Linked DNA regions of Homo sapiens: region 1 is linked to region 2. A link is an interaction called in ENCODE POLR2A ChIA-PET data of the cell type or tissue named here. Cell type or tissue: MCF 10A. All regions are shown on one strand. Each heading gives the region's core, and the rest is flanking DNA. Links, peaks and the distances in the headings are about the cores only. Region 1 overlaps PRRX2 (paired related homeobox 2). Region 2 has its middle 19 kb from the start of TOR1B.

The links. ChIA-PET counts read pairs that join two places held together with the same protein. Peaks named below come from ENCODE experiments on the same cell type or tissue, not always from the same donor. Only the 100,000 strongest peaks of a DNase experiment are listed, where the experiment ranks them.
Region 1: POLR2A ChIA-PET joins it to region 2 with 5 read pairs; 9 of 35 experiments call an interaction of 5 or more read pairs at or near these places.

The regions. Positions count from the first base shown.
Region 1 is chr9:129,695,506-129,711,995 of GRCh38, forward strand. The region is part of intron 1 of PRRX2 (paired related homeobox 2); the gene reads left to right. Among named protein-coding and RNA genes, the nearest start is that of PRRX2-AS1, 15 kb to the right of the region's middle. In MCF 10A, for the core only: no CTCF peak of the experiment used is centred there; a DNase peak (open chromatin) is centred at 7,266.
Region 2 is chr9:129,782,809-129,785,308 of GRCh38, forward strand. No RefSeq gene overlaps it. Among named protein-coding and RNA genes, the nearest start is that of TOR1B, 19 kb to the right of the region's middle. In MCF 10A, for the core only: a CTCF peak has its summit at 1,132 (motif pointing left); a DNase peak (open chromatin) is centred at 1,113.

The sequences.
Region 1 (16,490 bases), core at 6,101-8,600, 81 kb before region 2:
GTGTTTACCCCCTTTTCAGGCCTGCTGGGGAAGGGCTCAGTCTTAGCCTGGCACAGAGCTGGGAGCCGGGCCGGGAGCCCCCAGCTGGCAGGCACCTCCCTTTCCTGGCCCACGCTGCTCTTCCTCCAGGCCCCCGCCACCCCAAACCTTTAACAGGAGACTTGGCTGGGAAGTCAAAAGGACTTTCCCGCTGCTTTCAGATGCTTAGGCACATTCACCAGGCCATTATGGGCCTCACTACCTTTAGGCGGGGAACTTTTTAAAAGTGAGTTTTTTTTCTAAAATCCAGAATTTCTGACAGCCCAAGTTAACAAGCCCCCACAAGTGAATTCAGAGAGCATTAACGGGAAAGTTCTAAACAGAACCTCTGCTGTCATGTAAGCAGCTCAGAAAAAAACACTCTTCTCCCATTTTAAGGGTGAACATGGCACTTTGATGTGGCCCCATTTCCTTATAAAGCCCCCTCTGAGAAGGCGGAAAGCTGAAGTTTAATCTGGAGCCAACAAATTACTTGGAATTTGCAAGCACACATGCTTAGCCCATAGGAGCTAAAGTCCACAGTAAAAGAAAGAAAACGAAAAAAAAAAGAAAGGTGGGGTAGGGAGTCACAGAAGGAGAGAAAGGGAGGAAGACAAAACCCACCTCCACTCACCAACTGGCTAAGACTCAGATGTATTATCATGGAATCTAGTGTGGGGGGTCCTAATGCTCACAGCCCCCTTTTCAAAACGAAAACAAGCCACATACCCCTGAATAGTAGAATGGTACTTCTAAAGCAGGGCACCTTGGCTGGGCACGGTGGCTCACGCCTGGAATCCCAGCACTTTGGGAGGCTGAGGCGGATGGATCGCTTGAGCCCAGGGGTTAGGCACCAGCCTGGGCAACATGGTGAAACCCCGTCTCTACAAAAAATACAAAAATTGGCCAGGCGTGGTAGTGGGCGCCTGTAATTTCAGCTACTCTAGAGGCTCAGGTGGGAGGATCGCTTAAGCCTGAGAGTTCAAGGCTGCAGCGGAGCCCAGATCGCGCCGCTGCACTCCAGCCTGCGCCACAGAGTTAGACCCTGTCTCGAAAAAAATAATAGTAATAATAATTTTTAAAAAATACATTTTATAAAGCAAAGCTACCCTCGGTTCCCGGTTTGATAAGGGGTGGATTCCAAATAAGCAGCTGTCTTGCCGCCTTGCCAAGGGAAAGGAGCTGGGCAAATTCCTGCAGAGTCCCCACAAAGCTTCACTTTCCCCAGATGCTTGGGTGGGAGGACCCTCGCTAAGGGATCAAGGTTGCAGGTGCAGAGGGGGTCCCTGACAGAGGGAGGGCAAGGGAGGGGCGCCCCGGGTGAAGGTGACTTTGAGTTCCAGGTGTGTGGGCTAGCAGTTGAAGAGGGGGTGCAGCGCGGACCCCCCTGGGGCCAGAGTCCGATAGACCAGCTGAATGGCCGCTCTGCAGCTTTCTCGCTGTGTGACCTTGGGCGACTGACCTCCCTCCCTAGTCTCGGTTATCCCGACTGTTAAACGGGGACGGTAGCAGCAGTACCTGCCTCATAGGGTTACCGTGTGTGGAGACACGCCCATAGGCGCCCGGCCCGGCCTGGCCCTTAGCCTTGGCCTTGGCCGGAGCTGGACACGTAGGAACTGCCTTTGTCACTAATCGGGGGTTGGATTCCCTTGCACTCGGTGCCAGGATAGGAAAGAGCAGTCAGTCCTGGCTCCCACCCGGGACCTGCCTGGAGAGCGGGAGTGGAGAGGGAGGTGTCTGAGCTGGAAGGAAGGCGAGGAGGGAGCTGGCTGGGCTGCAGGGGAGCGCTGCGTCCCGCTCCCCCTCCCCTAGGCCGTGCCCCCTCCCGCCCGGCCGGGGCGCGCACCCTCGGAGCAGCTGGGCGGCGGCGGCGCGGGCAGCGCGGGGCTGGGCGCGGGATCTATTAACGTCTGTGTGTCTGGGCCGCGGGACTGCGGCGAGGCAGGCGCCAGGGGCTCGTCTGGAACCAGATGTGCCGCGGCGCCGCTCTGGCCGCCACCAGCGCGGCGCGCTCGCACGCACTGGCTGGCGCGCACATGGCCGGGCTGGGCGGCGGCGGCTGGCGCGCCGGCCCTGGCATCCCCTGGATTTCGGACCGACCCCAGACCCGCGCGTGCGGAGGGGAGACCCCCGCCCAGCAAGCCAGCTCCCCGTCCAGATGGGAAAGCCACCCACGAGACGGGTGGGGTCCGCCTCGCCCCTCGGCCCTGTCCCGGGGGAGGGAAAGATGGCTTCTCAGAAACCTGCCCCCCTGCTAGCGCCCCCGCTGTCTCCACCCCACAAAGGGCTGGGGACGCTTCCCCGCCCCCCGAAGTTTGTTTTCCTAAGTTTGTGCGTAAGATTTTTCAAAATTCTGAGTCAGAGCTTCCCCTAAGATGAGGCCTTTGGGGCATGCGAGAAACGCCAAAATGTGGGTGGGGGAGGGGAGCGTGGAGGTTGGAGGGTTTTAAGCGCCGGGATTCGGAAGGGGGCTTTTCACCCACTGGGTGAGTACAAGGGCTTCATTGAGGCCGGTCCCAGCTCCGCACCAAATCTGTCTTAACCACAAGGTGGTCCCTGGTCCTGGCTGCTGTCAGCACCGAGCCTTCCCGTCCCCAGGCAGCTTCGGGGTGCTCTGCCTTTCTGGACCAGCCCCTTCAGCTCTCTGGGCCCCCTCGCAGGGCCTATAAAGTGAGCAGTGGAGCTGGGAGCTCCCAGCAGGGGAGCTTAGGAGAAATGGGTGGTTGGATGGGGCGGGGGGGGGGGGGGGCGGGGGCACTTAGGCTCTGTCTCCATGGTTCTCCACCAAAAGGAAGCGTAAGACCAGGCGGTGGTGCTGCCAGGCCGGGCTGGGCCAGGCCAACCCAGTCTGGCTGCAGAGAAGAGGGCTTGCCCAGGGCTTGGGACTCAGCAGTTCCCCGAGTTCCCCCTGGTGTGCAGCCCTTCCCCATGATCGGGAGGAGGGTGTTTGGTGAAACACACGTGGCAAGAGCGGGTTTTTCCCGCCACGCCTGCCTTCCTTGTTCCGGAAAAGGGGAGCTGGGATGCTGGGTAGGGTGGGGGTGTCAGCCATGCACATCAACTCAGAGACTAATCCCTGCTAGGCGCGTGTGGGCAGAGGTTGAGACAACCCAGACTGGGCAGCCAAGGCTTTGGCCATTTGTCAGTACTGGGTGGACGCCCCCTCACGTCACTACCTCACGTCACTACCATCCCATCTGAGGCCCTATGGGCCCACTTCACAGGGAAACAGGCCCAGAGAGGAGCGGTCACAGGCTCAAAGTCACAGAGCTGGGATGTGGAGAAGGTAGGATTCCCACCCTGCCTGCTGGACTCCAGAGATGAAACCTTGGGCTTGGGATCAAATCTTCCTGGTGTCTGGAGGCTCAGGAAACAAGGTGGTTCGTTCCTAAACTCTAGGAAGTAGAGGGAGGATGCTGGCCCAGCTGGAGGGCCATCAGGATAGCCTGACTGTCCCTTCCCTCCCAGGGCATGCTGGAGGCCCTTCCCCACAGGAAGGCCGCTGTGCCTGTTCCTCTGACTATGAGCACCAGCAAAGCCAGGCTGAAGCATTTCCCTGTGGGAGGTGATTTCCCTAGCCCATGCTCTGGCCTGTCAATTAAAAAAATCCATCAATAGGCTGGGCGCAGTGGCTCACGCCCATAATCCCAGAACTTTGGGAGGCCAAGGTGGGCAGATCACTTGAGGTCAGGAGTTCGAGACCAGCCTGGCCAACATGGTGAAACCTCGTCTAAAATATATACACACAAAATTAGCTGGGCGTGGTGGTGCGCACCTGTAATCCCAGTTGCTTGGGAGGCTGAGGTGGGAGAAACACTTAAACCCAGGAGGTGGAAGTTGCAGTGAGCCGAGATCACGCCATTGCACTGCAGCCTGGGCAACAGGGCAAGACTCTGTCTCAAAAAAAATATATATATGTGTGTGTGTGTGTGTGTGTGTGTGTGTGTGTATACATATATCCATCAATATATTAGTTTCTGCAGATAGGAGGGTCCAGAAGTGAGAAGGCTTGTAATGGTGTATAGTGCATACAAATTTTCAGGTGTTTGGGCAAGCAGAGAATTGAGATTATGTTCCCATCAGGAGCCAAAATCCATTCATTCATTCACTTACATATTCATTCAGTATTTATTGAGGACCTGCTATGCATCCGCCCGGAATAAAGAATATCCAGTGTGTGACTGTGCCATGGCTTTCTACATGGTCCAGCCCAGCTTTCTGGGAAGCATCCACGAAGGATGAATTCTTTCCTTGGGCACCTTCAGGGCAGCCTCTGCTCTGTGTGTGTCAGTGCAAGCTTTGGGGAGGAAGTGTCCCAGGGAGCAGAGAACTTGGTCTCTGAGGCACCGACAGCAGCTGTTCAGGAGAGAGACCTCAGCGTGCCAGGCACATGGTTGCTTCTGCCTCTCAGCATCCCAAGTCTCCACCAGACAGTTACAAACCGAGGTCTAGAGAGGTTCAGTAAATTGCCTCAAAGCTGCACAGCCAATATACAGCAAGTGTGGGAGGGGAACGCACACGCACCTAACTCCAGATAAATATACTAATGGCTAACGTGATTTAGCACTTACTACGTGCCAGGCACTGCTTTAAGAACCTTATATATATATTCTTTCATTTAATTTTCACAACAACTCTGGGAGGAAGATCTTGTTATCCCCATTTTCTGGATGGGATAACTGAAGCACAGAGAGGTTGTAACTTCCTCAGGGTCACACAGCAGTGAAGTTGGGATTTGAACTTAGGCAGCCTGCCGCCAGGGTCCAGCTCTTCCTCAGTGGGGTGCTGTATTTTTTTTTGGTTTGTTGTTGTTGTTGGCTTTTTTTTTTTTTTTAGATGAAGCCTCGCTCTGTCGCCCAGGCTGGAGTGCAGTGGCGCAATCTCGGCTCTCCGCCTCCCAGGTTCAAGCGATTCTCTTGCCTCAGGCTCCTGAGTAGCTGGGAGTACAGGCACATGCCACCAAGCCCGGCTAATTTTTGTATTTTTAGTAGTGACGGGGTTTCACCATGGTGGCCAGGCTGGTCTTGAACTCCTGCCTTCAAGTGATCTGCCCGCCTCCGCCTCCCAAAGTGCTGGGATTGCAGAGCCACACCTGGCCGTTATTGTTGTTTTGAGACAGGGTCTGAACCTGTCACCCAGGCTGGAGTGCAGTGGCACAATTGTGGCTCACTGTGACCTTCATCTCCCGGGCTCAAGTGATCCTCCCACTTCAGCCTCCTGAGTTGCTGGGACTACAGGTGCGTGCCACCATGCCCGGCTAATGTTTTAATTTTTTGTAAAGGTGGGGGTTTTGCCATGTTGTCCAGGCTGGTCCCAAACTCCTGGCCTGAAGCGATCCACCCGCCTCAGCCTCCCAAAGTGCTGGGATTACAGGCGTGAGCCACGGTGCTTAGCCAGTACGCCACCTTTTGTGGGCTGGCCTGTTCTGACCAACTTGGTAGCAAAAAGGTTCCTTCTGGAGAGGAGAGCGCTGTTGGAAGAACTTATGTGAAGGATTTGGGGTCTTGAAATCCAGCAGAAGGACAAAGAAATGAGACATTTTTCACAGTGTTTACAATAGAGGAAAATCGCAAGAGACCTAAATATCCCACAAGAGGGGAAGGGCTGTGAGGCCGTTTTGGCATCCCCACTAGGGGAAGTGATGCAGCCGCTCACACTAACGTGAGGAAGAAGATAGGAAACAGAGCAGAGGGTTTAGGATGGAGCTTGAGGGACCATCGTTCACTGTGTGTCGCTCACAGCGGGAAGCAGTCTACCTGCACCATCACATTGACTTCGCTTCATAAAATGGTGAGGTCATGGCAGTCACCAACGCGATAGCTGATGTTACTTGACCACTAACTGGGTGCCAGGTATTGTCGAGGCACTTTAGGTGTTGCTGTTCCCACTTACAGTGGGGACACTGAGTCTCACAGAGCTCACAGAGCTGGCATGGAAAGCCAGAACCAGAATGCAGCTATTTCCAGGAAAGCGGGATATGGTTGGGCAGGTTGTCCACTGCATAACTGCAGGGGACACCAGTCACACTGGAGTCTGTGGGAATGGCACCCCTGAAGTTGTACAGTGCACAGCCTGTGCAACCATACGCAGCATCCCTGGGTGTGTCTGATCACAATCCTAGGCTCTTAATCCATGCCCCATCCAAAACAGAAAATGATATTCATGCACACTGTAAATGGAGTCATGTGATAGCTAGATACATGTGGACATGCAACAAAAAGTATGCAAAGAATTAAACAGATATGCTGTTGTCGTGGGATTTGTAGGAGATTTTTTTCCTTTCAAATGTCCTTAGGCCAGGCGCAGTGGCTCACGCCTGTAATCCCACACTTTAGGAGGCCAAGGCAGGCGGATCACTTGAGGTCAGGAGTTGGAGACCAGCCTGGCCAACATGGTGAAACCCCATCCATACTAAAAATACAAAAAAATTAGTCAGGCCTGATGCCGGGTGCCTGTAATGCCAGCTACTCAGGAGGCTGAGGCAGGAGAATCGCTTGAACCCGGGAGGCAGAGGCTGCCCTGAGCCAGGATCGCACCACTGCACTCCAGCCTGGGCGACAGAGTGAAACTCCGTCTCAAAACTTTCTACGACTGCCAGGCGCGGTGGCTCACACCTGTAATCCCAGCACTTTGGGAGGCTGAGGCGGGTGGATCACGAGGTCAGGAGATCGAGAACATCCTGGCTAACACGGTGAAACCCTGTCTCTACTAAAAATACAAAAGCATTAGCTGGGCATGGTGGTGGGCGCCTGTAGTCCCAGCTACTCGGGAGGCTGAGGCAGGAGAATGGCGTGAACCCGGGAGGCGGAGCTTGCAATGAGCAGAGATCGCGCTACTGCACTCCAGCCTGGGCGACAGAGCGAGACTCCGTCTCAAAAAAAAAAAAAAAACTTTCTAGAACTCTCTGTGATGATGAAAATGTTTCCTATCTGTGCTGTCCAATGTGGCGGCCACTGGCCATGTGTGGATATTGAGCCCTTGAAATGTGGCCTGTTCGACTGAGGAATGGAATTTGTATTTTTATTTCATTTTAATCAGTGAGAATTTCATTGAGATGGCCACGTGCAGCTCGTTGCTCCCACGTTGGACGGTACAGAGCTAGAGTGTGGACTGGTGTCTTTCAGTCTGAGCCATGTCATTCCCAGATGTCTGCTCTGAAGCTTGTGGTTCCTGAACTTGCGGGTGAGGGAGTGTCTACTGCAGATTCCCAGCTGGACCCTTGAGATGGGAGTGTCTGGCTTTAACAAGCTTCCCGGGGAATTCCCAGGCAAATTGTCAGTGGACTCCCTTTTAAGAAATGCGGAAGATGTGGTGCCAGCCTCTTCACGTGGCAAAGTGTGGCAAGGGGGGCGGGGCAGCTCCCAGAGCTGTGGCTGAAATCACCAGAACAGCTGCCCTCAGAGGCTAGCAAGGGGGTCGTTGAGGAATAGAGTCCTGTGTGCTGCCCTTCAAAGTGTAAACACAGCATGTCGTGGGGACCACAGGGAGGTGGACTAGGACCTACTGTAATGGAGAATTTTCTAGAGCCAGGGTTGGCTGTTGTGTGAGGATGTGATTGGAAACATGCTGGAGATGTCGAAGATGGCCCCGTGCCCAGACTCTGAGCATGCACCCCACTGGTGAGGCTGTCCTGGGTGGGGCACAGCAGCTGGTGGGTACCTGGTGGAGGCTGAGACATAGCAGGGGAGCCAGGTGGGTGGGTGTGGGCCGAGCATTCCGACTTGTTCGGGTAGAGAGGGGTGGCCAATTAAGCCGCAGGAGTCTGAACGGTCTCTGCGCCTGGCCACCAGCACTTGCCCTGGCTTCCCTGCAGGTCCTGGCTGCAGACTATGAGCAGCCCAGGAGCTCTTAAATGGGGAAGAGCTCATTTCCCACATGGGACCCTTAGCAGCAACTTCGCCTGGTCTGGAAATGGTTAACTTTTCCAAGGGCAGCTTTCATCCAGATACCAGCCACTTTGGGGACAGAGTCTGGACATAAATCACCCCTGATCACTGGCAGTGGTACCTGGGTTTGGTACTTTACCTCTCTGAATCTCATTGCCCCTGACTGTGAACAGGGCTTAATAACAGTACCCTCTGCATTGTACGACGCAGGGCTCCATAACCCAGTGCCAGGCGCATAATAAAGTGGGTTAAATGGAAACCAAAAAAGAAAAAAAATTAAGGGTGTGGAAGAAGTCCTTCTCGCCTCACCACAGTCCCATGCTGCGGTGAGGGGCGCGGCAGAAACACTCAGGACGCCATTGGAGCTTTGCCGAGCAAGGCTCAGACTCACATTTTCCAGCACTGCCCGGAACTCACAAATGGGTCATAGAAACCTCCAGCGATGTTTAAAGTTGAGCCTCTCTGGGAATGCAGCACTGCCCAGAGCCAGGGGCACGGCAGGTCCCGTCAGCCTCGCAGGCACTGCCCTTGTCTGGGCTGCTCGCCATGAAGGGCTGGCCAGGGGACCCCAAGAGGGGGCAGAGGGGCAGGTTCTTCCAGGACAGAGAGAACTGACTTTCCATGGAGCTGGTGCTTTAGGGTGGGGTCTGTGGACAGGATTCAAAGTGTGTGAACCACCTCTCCGTACAACATTGCATGCAAACTTTTCTGCACGCCTGTGTTTTTCTAGGGAATGGTTCGTAGAGTTCCTCAGAGTTCTCAAGGGGGGTTCATGATTAAAGTGGGGAAGAACCACCAGGCCAGGCCTAGCCTTCATATGGGATGAATAATAGTGGGGTTAGCAGTCATTTCTGGAGCACCACGTTAAGCATGTCCTTGGGAGAGCCCTGGGCCACGCCATCCTCACTGAGCCACCTGAGAGGGAGGGAGAGATACTGTTTTGTCCCAATACAGATGGTGAAACCAAGAATCCAAGAGGAGAGACCTCTTGTCTGAGGACACACGGGGGCAATTTTTCTCATTCTCAGATGCTCAGGGCAGGCAGGCGTTTGCTATCTGGGTGGGCTGCTGGTAGCCCCCCTAACCCAATTGCTGGGTTGGGAATATTCTCTCCTGCATCCTCCCAGGAAACCCGGGAACAGAGATGGGAGCAGGAAGGAAGCGCATGTGTGTCTGCAGGCAGCACATCTCAGCAGACAGAACTTGGGGTTCCACTGCCTTGCTGTGAGTGCGTGGCCGAGTCACTGCCCCTCCAGGCCTCAGTTTTCCTATCAGCAAAATGAGGGGTCTTGACAGATGACCTCTAAAGTCCCTTCAGACCCTGAGTCCTCGAGACGACAAGAATGACAGGTTTGAGACCGCAGAGCTGTTTGCAGGTTTGTTGCAAAACCAAGCCACACGAAGTCAACATCTTTGTGCCTGGGCCCCAGCCCTCACCCCAAGTTCCCAACTGGCTCTGGGCTTTAGGAGGCCCAGGAGCTCTTAAATGGGAGAGAAAAACCCACCTTGGGCCCTGAGCAGAAAACTTCATCGTGGTCTGGAAACAGTTAACGAGGGCAGCTTTCCTCCCGATACCAGCGCCTTATTAAAATGTAGGCTTTACAATAAACCTGGCATTTGGCCATCAACCTTAGATTAAAACCAGACGGGACAGACATGAACCCCTCTCTTAGACCAAATTTCGAGCAGAGGGCTGCTCCCCTTCCTCCTGGGTGACTCCCTGCCTCCCACCCACCCCGCACCCCATTCCAACAGGTGCCCCCCTCTCTAGAGCTTAGTTTTGGGGTCTCAGGAATAGAGAGACTGAGCTGGACTTGGGACCCCCAGCTCCTAGTGCAGAGGGAGGTAGTCAGGCACCAAAACGCAGGGGCTGAGGGATATGAGGGGAGGCTCCTGCTAGGGCCACGCTGGGGAGCCAGGGCCTCAGAGCCACTCGGCTGCATCTGGCCTTGGCCCCCCTGGCCCTTTGATTGCCTGTGAACAGGAGGCAAATGGAGTTCAGTGGCTTGATCCTGGCCCACGGCAACCTCCGCCTCCCGGGTTCAAGCAATTCTCCTGCCTCAGCCTCCCGGGTAGCTGGGATTACAGGCAGGTGCCACCATGCCCGGCTAATTTTTGTATTTTTAGTAGAGACAGGGTTTCACCATGTTGGCCAGACTGGTCTTGAACTCCTGACCTCTGGTGATCTGCCCGCCTCGGCCTCCCAAAGTGCTGGGATTACAAGCACGAGCCACTGTGCCTGGCCCTGAAGACTCCTTTTCTCAAGGATCCTGGGCTCAGAAGAACTTTTGGCCTCACCTGTCCCCAACCCTGGCTCCCCGCTACCGTTAGCCTGCTGCTGTGACCCGGCCGCATGGGGACATTCTGTGCGAGAGCCACTCCCTGGCTGGGCACGGTGGCTCATGCCTGTAATCCCAGCACTTTGGGAGGCCGAGGCAGGTGGATCGCCTGAGGTCAGGAGTTCAAGAGCCACTCCTGCTGGCTCTCTCACTGAGGGTTCCCCAAAGACCCTAACCCAGAGGCCCCTGACCTCTTGGGGCCTCCCCGGCACCCCAGCCCACCTCACTCCTCACCCCCTGTCACCTCACTACCTGTGGCACCCCCAGAGACTCAGGAGATATCCTTTGCTTGCCATTCTCTCCAATCTCAATGCTTCTCTTGACACCACCTCCTTTTTCTGTGTGTTTTTAGGAATAATTTTATTTCGTATATTTCACATACTGTACAATCACCCATTTAAAGTGCACAGTCCAGGGCCGGATGTGGTGGCTCACACCTATAATCCCAGTGCTTTGGGAGGCCAAGGTAGGAGGATCACTTGAGGCCATGAGTTTGAGACCAGGCTGGACAACATAGTGAGACTCCCATCTCTACACAAAAATTTTTTTTTCCCAGGCGCGGTGGCTCACACCTGTAATCCCAGCACTTTGGGAGACCGAGGGGGGCAGATCATTTGAGGTCAGGAGCAACCCGGTAAAACCCTGTCTCTACCAAAAATACAAAAGTTAACAGACGTGGTGGCATGCGCCTGTAATCCCAGCTACTCGGGAGGCTGAGGCAAGAGAATCGCTTGAACCTGGGAGGCGGAGGTTGCAGTGGGCCAAGTTCACGCCACTGCACTCCAGCCTGGGCGACAGAGTGAAACTCCATCTCAAAAAAAAAAAAATAATTATTTGAGCATGGTGGCGCATGCCTGTAGTTCCAGCTACTGGGGAGGCTGAGGTGGGAGGATCACTTGAGCCTAGGAGTTCGAGGCTGCAGTAAGCCATGATCGCAAAACTGCACTCTAGCCTGAGTGCAGAGGAAGACCATCTCAAAAAATAAAATTAAATTAGAAAGATAAAATGTGCAGTCCAGTGATTTTTTAGTATATTCAGTTGTACAACCATCATCACAATAAATATTAAAACATTTTCATACCCCCAAAAGAAGCCCTGCACTTTTTAGCTGTCACTCTCCAGCATCCTCACTGCAGTCCCCCCAGCCCCAGCAGCTGCCAGTCTACCTCCATCTCTATGGATTTGCCTATTCTGGACATTTCATATAAAAGAAATCATTCACTAGGGCCTGGTGCAGTGGCTCACGCCTATAATCCCAGCACTTTGGGAGGCAAAGGCGGGCAGATCACTTGAGGTCAAGAGTTCGAGATTAGCCTGGCCAACATGGTGAAACCCCATCTCTACTAAAAATACAAAAATTAGCCAGGCATGGTGGCTGGCACCTGTAATCTCAGCTACTTGGGAAGCTGAGGCAGGAGAATCGCTTGAACCCAGGAGGCAGAGGTTGCAGTGAGCTGAGATGGCGCCACTGCACTCCAGCCTGGGCAACATAATGAGTGAGATTCTGTCTCAAAAAATAAATAAATAAATAAATAAAAGAAATCATGCACTATATATTCCCTTCTGGCTGGCTGCTTTGATTTAGCATCATGTTTTCAAGGTTAACCCACAGTTACCATCTCTAAGTGTTTCATTTATTTTTATTGCTGAATACTATTCCATTGCATGAATGGGCCACATTTTATTTATTCATTCACCAGTTGAAGGACATGTGGGTTGCTTTCACTTTTTGGCTATTATAAATAATGCTGCTATGGCCGGGCGCGGTGGCTCACACGTGTAATCCCAGTACTTTGGGAGGCCAAGGCTGGTCTGGTGGGTCACCTGAGGTCAGGAGTTCGAGACCAGCCTGGCCAACATGGTGAAACCCCGTCTCTACTAAAAATACAAAAATTAACCCGGTACGGTGATGTGCGCCTGTAGTCCCAGCTACCAGGGAGGCTGAGGCAGGAGAATTGCTTGAACCCAGGAGGAGGAGGTTGCAGTGAGCCGAGATCGTGCCACTGCACTCCAGCCTGGGTGACAGAGGGAGACTGTGTCTCAAAAAAAAAAAAAAATGCTGCTATGGACATATGTCATTGTGTACAGGTTTTTGTGTGGACACATGTTTCATTTCTCCTGCGTCTGTACCTAAGAGTGGAATTGCTGGGTCAGATGGTAAGTCTATGTTTCACCTTGTGAGCAACTCCCAGACTGTTTTCCACAGCAGCTGTACCTTGCATTCCCACCAGCAGTGTATGAGGGTTCTAGTTTCTCCACTTCCTGGCCAGCACTTGGTGTTATCAGGCCACCTGCCCTGGCTCAGCCTACTGGAGTCTCGCTCTGTTGCCCAGGCTAGAGTGCAGTGCGTGATCTCGGCTCACTGCAACCTCCACCTCCCAGGTTCAAGCCATTCTCCTGCCTCAGCCTCCCGAGTAACTGGGATTTCAGGTACCTGCCACCACGCCTGGCTAATTTTTGTATTTTCAATAGAGACGGAGTTTCACCATGTTGGTCAGGCTGGTCTCGAACTCCTGACCTCAAGCAGTCCACCTGCCTCGGCCTCTGAAAGTGCTGGGCTTAAACAGGCCTGAGCCACCATGCACGGCCGTTATCTGTCTTTTGATTCTAACTATCCTAGTGGGTGTGAAGTCTGTCTCATCATGGTTTTGATTTGCATTTCCCTGCTGGCTGATGATTTTGAGCGTCTTTCTGCCTATTGGTCATTTGTGTATTTTCTTTAGAGAAATGTCTACTCAAATCCTTCACTCATTTTTAAATTGGGATATTTGTCTTTTTATTGAGCTGTAAGGGTTCTTTATATTTTCTAAACATAAGTCCCTTACCAAATATGTAATGTGTAAATAATTTTTCTATTCTGTGGGTTGTCTTTTCAGTTTCTTAATGGTTATAACAGTTACAAAACTGTTTAGTTTTCATGAAGTTCCATTTATCTTTTTTTCTGTAGTTGCTTGTGTTTTTGATGTCACATCTAACAGCCATCGTCTGGCCCTTTTGAAGATAAAGGGACCTGGCTTTGGAAGTTGAGACTTCAGATCCTTTTCTGGAGTGAGCCGCTCCTTCATTTACATAGTCATTCATTCAGAAATATTTTTGAAACCAAACTTCTTGCCTGGTCCTGGGGATACAGCATTGACAAGGAAAACCCAGGCCCTGCCCGTCTGGATCTTAGAGTCAAATGTGGGATAGACAGGCATGAAGCAGATAACCCAAACACGTCATTTCTCTGTTTTAGTTAATTGCAGATGTGCAGGAGAGGGAGAAGGCCTAGGAGTCCATAACAAGGAGACCTGCGCTTGTATGGGAGCCGGGAAGGCCTCTCAGGGCTGGGCATGTAGGCTGAAATCCAGGGCTGGGTCAGCTTTAGCCAGTGCGGTGGGGATGGGGGAAGGGTGCCCTAGCTAGAGGGAACAGCAGATACCAAGGCCCAGAGGTGGGAAGGTGCTTGTGCTCCCTTCCAGGGGCAGCTCCTGCTGGGTCACTGGCCCCTCCGCTTTCTTGTGGGTCTGGTGGCCCCATGGAAATGTGTGCATGTCATGTATTTAGGGGTGAGGCTCCCGACCCCAGAGAGACCCAGATACACCGCAACTGCCTCCAAGCAGGGCTCTGCTGAGGTTTGTGGGGGACATGAGGGAACCTCCTCCAGCCTCCTCCAAACTCCAGGGTCATCCTGAGCCTGCGGAGGCCACACTAGCCACCATTCTTGCAGCCACACTGGCTACCGGCCCCCAGGGCTGGGAGCAGGTCAGAGCACGGCAGTCCCAGGTTGGGTGGCCCATGCCTCTCGCTCTTGTGTGCTGTGCCGAGGCCGGGGAAGCCATGGGATGGGGCCCCCTGGGGACCTGTCTGACTCCTCGGGCCCCACTGCGGCTTCCATCATCACCTTCCTTCCCGGGATGTGTTTCTCCTTCTCCAGGCTGGTAGCTATAAAAATGTGTCAGCGTCACGGGTTTTTGTTCAAAATTAATGAGGTGAAACATTCTTAAAAGTGTGGCAGGGCAGTGGCTGGTGGTGGCCGGCCTCCCCCAGCCTCTTCCTCACTCGGAGGACGTGTCCTCACCAGGCCTCCATGGCTCCAGGGGAGGAACCTAGACCCCTGCACAGGAGGGCGGGCTCTGCAGGCTCACCCGGCCCTTCCCATGCCTCCCCTTCACTCAACACTCAGCACTCAACACAGATTGATGAGAGGTTCCCTGTGCCAGCCCCTGTGATGCATTCCAAGGAGACAGAAAACAGTAAGTCCCAGCCCCTACTGGACCGATGACCCCACACTTACCCTACAGTATAACAGAGCTACAATGGGAGAGGCACAGGGCTTTTTGGGAGCTTAAGCCTGTGGGTCCAGGAGGGCTTCTTGGAGGAGGAGGCATCTCTGCTGAGACCTGAAAGTGAGCAAGAGAGGGAGGAGACGTTGCCAGCTCAGGCAGGGGTCCATGGTGAGAGGGCGTGGTGTGTGTGATGCAAGCAGTGACCCCAAAGAGGCAGGGACCTGGAACAGCGGCCGGGCAGCCCTGAGGCCACCTGCCCTGGCTCTGCCTACTGGAGTGGCCTAGGTGGCCCCATCCAGCAATGGTCCAGGGAGGTGAAGATGGACCTGTGCCTTGTAACTGGCACCAGAGGACCCAAGACCCTCCTTTGTGCCTTACACCTGGTCCCTGAATTTCTGGGGTTGAGGCCAGCTTGGCCTGATTGAAAGCTAGCTTGGCCGGGCGCGGTGGCTCACACCTGTAATCCCAGCACTTTGGGAGGCTGAGGCGGGTGGACCACAAGGTCAAGAGATCGAGACCATCCTGGCCAACATGGTGAAACCCCGTCTCTACTAAAAATACAAAAAATTAGCTGGGTGTGGTGGCAGGCACTTGTAGTCCCAACTACTCGGGAGGCTGAAGCAGGAGAATCGTTTGAACCTGGGAGGCGGAGATTGCAGTGAGCAGAGATCGCGCCAGTGCACTCCAGCCTGGTAACAGAGTGAGACTCCATCTCAAAAAACAAAACAAAACGAAAGTCAGCTCTTGGGCCCCTTGGTCGGGGTGCTGGCTGGGGCAGGGCTGCACTCCTGGGGTTGGAACAGCCTAGAAGCCCCGGGATCCTTCTCCATGAGGCCCCAGGGACCATGTTTCTTCTCCTCTATCCTCCCTTCTCCCCTTCCTTCTTTTCTGTCTTCACATGTTGTTGAGCTCTCTCTGTGCCCGGCCTGACTGTGGCCCACCCTCACAGGGCTTGGGGCTGGGCCTGCACACATCCTTAATCCTCGCTGCCCTGCTGCCTGTGTGCCTGAAGCCACATGCTGCAGCCCCAAGAATGTTTCTGTTGCCTTCAGCCTCCCTCCTTTTTGTTGATCCATACACTGTTAAGCCACCAGGGAGACCCCCAGAATCCCAGCACCACGAGGATCTTGGGGCTGGCTTCCCATGCCGAGGTGACTCAGGCAGCAGTGTGGGGAAGTGGCTAAGACCCCGGACTGTGTGCTGCTCTCTGAGTTCCAATCCCAGCTCTGGTCTTTCCTGGTCATGTGGCATCAGTATGTCATTTAACTCTCTGTTCCTCAGTTTCCTCCTACGTAAAATGGAACTAGGAGCCAGCCGTGTTGGGTTGTTATGAGGGTTAAATGAGGTAGATCCTGTTATTCCCATTTTTCAGGTGAGATTCTCTTTTTTTTTTTTTTTTTTTTTTTTGAGACAGAGTCTTGCTTCGTTGCCCAGGCTGGAGTGCAGTGACATGATCTCGGCTCACTGCAACCTCCACCTCCCGGGTTTAAGCAATTCTCATGCCCCAGCCTCCCAAGTAGCTGGGATTATAGGTGCACACCACCACACCCAGTTAATTTTTTTGTACTTTTAGTAGAGACCGGGGTTTCACCATGTTGGCCGGGCTGGTCTCAAACTCCTGACCTCAGGCATTCCACTCGCCTCGGCCTCCCAAAGTGCTGGGATTACAGGCATGAGCCACGGCGCCCGGCCTCAGGTGAGATTCTTGAGGCTGGGAGCGGTTAAAGGTTCACCCACGGCACTCTGCTAGTGAGGCGGACCGGCCTGAGAGCCAGACCCGGACCGGCCACCTCCTTAACCAGTAGGCGGTACTGCCTTCCATTCCTTACTGGGGGAGGTGAGAATCCTCCCTCAAGCCTCCCTCAGGGCCACTTGTGTCCTTGCTGATGATGCCAGGCAGTGGCTAAGGATGTGGTTTCAGAGTTCCTGTCTGAGCCCTTCTCCCAGGGGCCCTTCAAAGGAACCCAAATCTCTACCAA
Region 2 (2,500 bases), core at 1-2,500:
GTGTCATGCGCCTGTAATTCCAGCTACTTGAGAGGCTGAGGCAGGAGAATCGTTTGAACCCTGGAGGCTGAGGTTGCAGTGAGCCGAGATCACGCCACTGCACTCCAGCCTGGGCGACAGAGCGAGACTCCATCTCAAAAACAAAACAAAACAAAACAAAAAACCCAAAGGGATAGAAACTGGAATTTCCCTGAACCCCTGTTGGCATCTGTTTTAATGCTTAACAACTGCATCTCGGGTAACTTAGGAGACTAGAAAATAGGTATTTTGGCCGGGTGCGGTGGCTCACGCCTGTAATCCCAGCACTTTGGGAGGCCGAGGCGGGCGGATCACGAGGTCAGGAGATCGAGACCATCCTGGCTAACACGGTGAAACCCCGTCTCTACTAAAAATACAAAAAATTAGCCAGGCATGGTGGTGGGTGCCTGTAGTTCCAGCTACTCGGGAGGCTGAGGCAGGAGAATGGCGAGAACCCGGGAGGTGGAGCTTACAGTGAGCCAAGATTGCGCCACTGCACTCCAGCCTGGGCAGCAGAGCGAGACTCTGTCTCAAAAAAAAAAAAAAAAAAGGAAAAAAAAAAGAAAATAGGTACTTTACCAATACCTGTGAATGGTATTGAATGATATTGCTACTTTAACTAGGGGTTCTTTTGTTACCTGACTCCTGTTTTTCTTTTTCATTTTCTTTTTTTCAAGACAGTTTCACTCTGTTGTCCAGGCTGGAGTGGCACGATTGTGGATCACTGCAGCCTCAAACTCCTGGGTTCAAATGAATCTTCTGCCTCAGCCTCCAGAGTAGCTGGGACTACAGGCACCATGCCACCAGGCCCAGGTAATATTTTATTTTTTGTAGAGACAGGGGTCTTGCTATGTTGCCCAGGCTGGTCTCGAACTCCTGGACTCAAGCAATATGCCCTCCTCAGCCCCACAAAGTGCTGGGATTACCGGCGTGAGCCACCGCACCCAGCTGTGACTGCTGTTTTTCTACCTTTACCTGTCTCTCATGTTCTCAAGTAAATTATCATCCTCTGTTTCTTGCAAAAACTGATTCTTCCTTGTGTCAAGTTGCTAGAAGGATCCCACAGCCCTCCCTCGGGTCTCCCCATTTCTAACCCGTAGTACTGGCCCCATCTAGTGGTTAGATTAGGGAAGTACCCCAGGCTCCCTCGGCCAAGCCCCTGGCGAGGCACGGTTGGGGAGAAATGGATGCTTTCTAGCCCTTCTCTCACCGGCAAAAATAGCAACACTCTTCAGGTTACCAAAGGCCAGATTCTCCTGATGTGTGTAAGCTATCCCTCTAGAGACCATCTTAACTTTTTCATTTAATTATCAACTATTTCATCAAAGATAGAGGAGAGAACATACTCTCCACCCAGATTTAGCAGAGATTACATTTTGCATTTTACTATATTTGCTTCAAATCTCTTTTTTTTTTTTTTTTTTGAGAGAGGGTCTCGCTTTATTGCCCAGGATGGAGTGCAGTGGTGCCATCACAGCTCACTGCAACCTCAACCTCCCGGGCTCAAGCAGTCCTCCCACCTCAACTTCCCGAGTAGCTGGGACTATAGGCGCGCAACACCATACCCAGCTAATTTTTGTATTTTTTGTAGAGACAGGGTCTTGTTACGTTGCCCAGGCTGGGCTTGAACTCCTGGACTCAAGTGATCCTCCTGCCTCAGCCTCCCAAAGTGCTGGGATTACAGGCATGAGCCACCGTGCCTGGCCTAGATCTCTATATCTTTAATAAAACTAAAACTTCAAGCCCCATCACTTTGGGATTCCTCTCCAAAAGTTATCTCCATGTCTAAGTTGAAGTATATCAATTCCTTTTTTTAAAAAATTTTGTCACTCTCAGGATATGCTTAAATATCAGTTCCTTTTTGTGTTTAGTTTTTACTTCAGCTACACATGTATTATGTGTCCATAAAAATGGATAGGGTGCTGTGTTGTTTTTTGTTTTTGTTTTTTTTTTTGGAGATGGAGTCTCGCTCTGTCACCCAGGCTGGAGTGCAATAGTGCAATCTTGGCTCACTGCAACCTCTGCCTCCTGAGTTCAAGCGACTCTCCTGCCTTGGCCTCCCGAGTACCTGGGATTACAGGCACCCGCCACCAGGCCCGGCTACTTTTTAGTATTTTTAGTAGAGACAGGGTTTCACCATCTTGGCCAGGCTGGTTTTGAATTCCTGACCTCGTGATCCACCCACCTTGGCCTCCCAAAGTGCTGGGATAACAGGCGTGAGCCACCGCACCCGGCATGCTGCATTTTTAATATGTAAATAGGCCAGGCATTGTGGCTTATGCCTGTAATTCCAGCAATTTGGGAGGCCAAGGCAGGCAGATCACTTGAGGCTAGGAGTTTAAGAACAGCCTGGCCAACATGATGAAACCCTGTCTTTACTAAAAATACAAAAATTAGCTGGGCGTGGTGGCTCATGCCTGTAATTCCAGCTACCCGAGAGGCTGAGGCATGACAATCGTTTTTTCCCGGGAGGCGGAGGTAG